2 separate regions of the Homo sapiens genome follow, and region 2 is linked to region 1. A link is a loop called in an ENCODE intact Hi-C map of the cell type or tissue named here. Cell type or tissue: endothelial cell of umbilical vein. All regions are shown on one strand.

What was found. Peaks named below come from ENCODE experiments on the same cell type or tissue, not always from the same donor. Only the 100,000 strongest peaks of a DNase experiment are listed, where the experiment ranks them.
Region 2: a loop joins it to region 1, with 5 times the contacts of the local background. A loop is called at or near these places in 9 of 110 quality-filtered maps.

The regions. Positions count from the first base shown.
Region 1 is chr6:24,854,976-24,857,475 of GRCh38, forward strand. All of the region lies in intron 8 of RIPOR2 (RHO family interacting cell polarization regulator 2), which reads right to left. Among named protein-coding and RNA genes, the nearest start is that of ARMH2, 57 kb to the left of the region's middle. RefSeq lists an enhancer at 1,026-1,320. In endothelial cell of umbilical vein, a CTCF peak has its summit at 1,207 (motif pointing right); a DNase peak (open chromatin) is centred at 1,206.
Region 2 is chr6:25,601,022-25,603,521 of GRCh38, forward strand. The region is part of intron 33 of CARMIL1 (capping protein regulator and myosin 1 linker 1); the gene reads left to right. Among named protein-coding and RNA genes, the nearest start is that of SCGN, 50 kb to the right of the region's middle. In endothelial cell of umbilical vein, a CTCF peak has its summit at 1,552 (motif pointing left); a DNase peak (open chromatin) is centred at 1,530; H3K27me3 peaks cover 163 bases.

The sequences.
Region 1 (2,500 bases):
GAGATCATGCCACTGCACTTTAGCCTGGCAACAGTGAAACTCCGTCTCAAAAAAAAAAAAAAAAAAAAAAGGAAGGACACAAAACCTTACATAGAGTATAACCTCAGCCATATATAAATGGATCCCCAGGGAAAAAAGTCTAGAAAACCATACCAAACTGTTAAAAATAATTATCTCTGGTAGGGTAGAATTAAGGAGAAAATTAAATTTTTGTCAATAAGTGGTAATTTTTATTTGATTTATAAAAAGATGATATACTTATTTTGTAATACAGAAAAAAGATGTAAAAAAGATCACATACCTTGGCAGGGAGTGTGTATACACAGAAAAGTTGGTTGGATATTTTAATAATTTTAACAAAACTTAGCACTGGGTGGAATGATTATATATGACTTTATTTTTTTTTTGTTATATTTCTCAATGTTTTAAAAAAAGAAGTTACTACTTTCAAAGTGTTTAAATAGAGATTGAAGAAGACACGAACAATTCCTCCCTGTTTACCCAGTAATTTTTTAGAGGCACTCCGAGGAAATAATTTTGATGAGCTGGTCCAGAAACAGCTGTTAGTCCTAGGCTGTTCCCACACAAAGACATCCATATGACAAATGGGTCCCTTGGTACTTCAGCCTCCTTGAGTTGCTATTTATAACCTTTGTGCTCTGGGTTGCTTTTATATTTATTTAAACGTGATTTTACCCATATAAAGATGCTGTGGATGGTATCACACAATGTGTTTTGCCTTCTACAAATAGCCCTGTTAGTACGCTGGAGACTCTTGGCCAGGCATGGTGGCTCACACCTGTGATCCTGTGCTCTGGGAGGCCAAGGCAGTAGGATCACTTGAGCCCAGGAGTTTGAGACCAACCTGGGCAACACAGTGAGACCCTATCTCTACGAAAAATTTAAAAATTAGCCAGTCATGGTGGCGTGCGCCCGTGGTCCCAGTTACTCAGGAGGTTGAGGCAGGAGGATTGCTTGAGGTTAGGAGTTTCAGGCGGCCGTGAGCCACTGAACTCCAGCCTGTGTGACAGAGCGAGACCCTCGACTCAAAAAACAAAACAAAGCAAAAAACCCAGTAAGTTGAGAGTCTTAAATGAACGCTTCTACTTTCACCTGACTTATAAACGTTGCGTGGGTAAGCTGACAGCAAAAAAGGTCCCCGGATGCTTAAAAAAGAAGCATGTGCTGTTACCATCACTTGTCAGTAGGTGGCAGAAACTCACCAGCTCGTCCGTGCCTTCCTGCCCGTGGAGCCAGCACATTTAAAAACAGCTTTCAATAATAATTAGAACACAACAACCCACTTAAAAAGACTTACTGAAATAAGAGCAGAATTAAAGAAGCCTGCATTCTACTAATAATTTTCTGCAGCATTTAGTTAGTCTTTAAAAAAAATACTTCTGAAAGAAAGTATAATCGACTTGTTTTTGTAAATCCTAAACTGGACATGCTAATTCTAATAAAATCCAAAGTGCTCTTTAAAAACCTCTGCAAATTGGTCAGGCACGGTGGCTCACACCTGTAATCCCAGTACTTTGGGAGGCCGAGGTGGGCGGATCACCTGAGGTCAGGAGTTCGTGACCAGCCTGGCTAACATGGAGAAACTCTGTCTCTACTAAAAATACAAAAATTAGCCGGGTGCGATGGTGGGCATCTGTAATCCCAGCTACTCCGGAGGCTGAGGCATGAGAATCGCTTGAACCCAGGAGGCGGAGGTTGCAGTGAACAGAGATAGTGCCACTGCACTGCAGCCTGGGTGACACAGCGAAACTCTGTCTCAAAAACAAAACAAAACCTCTGCAAATTAGTTCAGGATTAATCTATTGCCTGTTTATGTAATTACAATGGAAGACTGGTTGAAAAGAAACTGATCTGACATTGTTACTAGATAAAGGTGAATAAAGGGGAAATCCTTTGAAGGTGTTTTTCCCCCCCCTTTAAAATTACCAGAAATTTTATATCTGAAGAAAACAATGTGAGAAAGGTACTTGGTAGTGATGTTTTTTTCACTTCTCAGCCCATGTTACTAAGCAAAATTTCTTGGAACTGCTGTAGTGGCATCACTGATCCTCTGATTGTAGCAATAATGTAGCACAATGGCACTATCCAGGCACAAACAGCTTTTGTGCCGTGCTTCTTAAAGTTCTATCTGCTGTGTAAGCCACTGGTGGTACTGGCCACGGAATTAGCACTAACAGTGGGGCAATGACAGTTACAGTCTGTCTTTGAGGCCTGGCCAGGTTTCTTACAGGCTCTTGTCTGGGGGCCTGCTGGCATTTTCACAGTTGGAGAAAGCTGCAAGTGTTCTTGACAGTTTGTGATTACCAGTGCATGATCTAGAAAGCTTAATGAAAGCTTTCTAGCTTTCACTCAAAAAACCATCATGGGGGTTACCTCTGAGGATGCGCACTGGGGGCTTGCAGGGGTCATACCTTTGGATGTTTCACGGCGCTCACATATTACTGATCTAACACCTCCTCCACAGCCTCGTTTGGAGGGT
Region 2 (2,500 bases), 750 kb after region 1:
CCCCCATGTCCCCACACTTCCTGCCGTCTGGTAACCCCCAATCTACTCCTTGTCTTCGTGAGATAAGTGGGGGTTCATTTTTGACTTGGTTGTCCTTGTTTGTGTTTTTGCCCTCGCTGGGTTTATTTGGGTGAGAAAATAAAAATAGCCTGTTGGTTAAATAGAAATCCAAAACCATAACTTATTGCTAAAGAACCTGGAGCACAGACCCTAAAGAAATGGCCATGTTCTCACTTTGGCCTGAGGGTCACAGTCTTGTGGAGTGCCGGCATTCTAACATAGGCTTTGAAGACTCCGGTCTTTCCCCACCTGCCCAGGGGCCTCCTGTGCATGTTGTGGAAGCATGTCAGAGATGTTCCGGGGCCAGGTGAAATGCTCACATCTGGGGGAAAAGACAGTCGGCTGAATCCAGATGGAAGACTGAGGGTAATATTGAAGATAGGTGAACTAACAGAGGGAAATAAAAACACTGAAACTAGATTATATATAAAAATGGGAACTATTTTCTAACTTATTCCCTTTTCAAACCTAAAAATTATTCTCTTTTTAAACCTAAGAATGCCTTGCTATATTCCAGATTTAAAAGACAAAGACAAAAGAAAAAACACTCAAGGTATTCTATTAGAATTAACTGAATATTTGACCATTGATATATATCATCTGTTGCTACAGAGAATAACTTCATAGTTTAAAATTTGCTGAGTTCCCCCCAAATCTGACTTAAAACATTATTTATTCTTCAAATCTCCTTTTAAAGTATAAGGAGTCTTTTTCACTTTTCTTTTTACCCCTGTTTTCTCTTGTCACTCACTACATGAAGGATTGTATCTGTGTGATAAGATGAACATACCTATGTTTAAGTCAGGTTGTGGTTTCTGTGCATTATCTTGAGCTCCATTATTTTTACACAACTGGTTCTCCAAGAAAGGAAATCACATGTCTATTTTATTTGAAGTATCACAATAAAACAGTTCATCCCGGTGAGCCCTTGACTTTCAGAAAGTAAACAATTAACTACATGGCAGGTGTAGGGAGCTCTTTTATATGGCTTCTAAACAACCAATGTTTAAAAATTAAACTCCACTTCCCACCTGATCTTACAACTATTTACCAAAGTTCTCCCACCAACATCAACATTATTTAGCAATTCTTTAATTGCAGAACCCTCCTAATTCACTGAGCAACCCTTAGAGTTGGGAGAGACCACAGAACTATATCCTGCTCACTCAACAAAGGAGGCATGGTGTGGCCCTCACTGGTCAGAATTCTGGATAATACTACAACCATGTCATTAGTGAGTCAGATGCCCAAGGAAATGTTAAAATTTTAATCCATGTTGTGAATTTCTTTATAACAATGAATGTGCGGTTTTGATTAATATGCTGTTTATGTTTTTCATGATTAACAGTTTCTTTTTGGTGTAAAGATGACATTTACTAGAGTGTTTTATTCATGTACTTTGGATTTGATATATAAATCGACTTAAAGTGACAAAACCCTTATGGTTTTATATTTGTTTAGGGCTTACACAGTATTAATGATCTGTTAGCGCCATCTAGTGTCACTTTAAAACAACCATTGTTAAAAATTCTTGCTATTTAAAATTCAGACCAGTCATGGGTCTTCTGTCAAAATCATTAAATAATGAAGTTTTTCAAAAATTAGCTTTAGAACATTTTTTTTCTAAAGTACCATGACTGTATTCTTTCTAAAGGTAGCAACAATAGCATCAATGATCAATATACTGTTGATAAAATATATGATGTCTTCACCCTCCTATAAGTAATTCTCTTTGCGTTGCTGGCATTTGAGATATATACATATAAATATGTTTAAAGAAAAAGAACTGTAAGTATGAAGATATGACACTTTTCATTTATTGACAAAAGAGAGAAATAAGCAGTGAATACTTAGAGTTCATATATTTTCCTCTGGGGCCTCCAAGTCATCTGTCCACACACAAAGGCAATGGGCATTGTATTATTTTATCCTTATTCCCCACAGTCACTTTGGGATTTATAAATAACTTTAAAAATCTGGGAGGGAAAAGAGAACAACTCCCAGGATTGCTTTAGAGATGCAGGCAAATGGGGTGCCCCGGGTACAGAATTTAAGGAGGTCCTCACTTTCAGGTGCCTGCCATGCACTTGGAGGAACCTGAAAGGGAAGGATGTGAAAGGGGACTTCATGGATGGTCCCCAGCCCTGTCCTGCAGACACTTGTCCTGGGCACAGAGGGCTGGCATGGGACTTCCTTTTTAGGGGATCACTTTTCCATAGTGATGCCGAATAGTGTGCTTGTGTTAGCTGCAGTGCTTGTATACACATTTCCTCCTGGAGATCTGTTCAGCACCTTGCATTCATGACAGTGGAGCTTTTGTCATCTTCCTGAGAAATTCCTCAGCCTTCCTGCCACTTGGGTGCTTCCTTCTGATAGAGCCAGCACTCCTGGGGAGTGTGTGACTGGGGTAGATTGATGAATTCAGGGAATGAGGCTTATC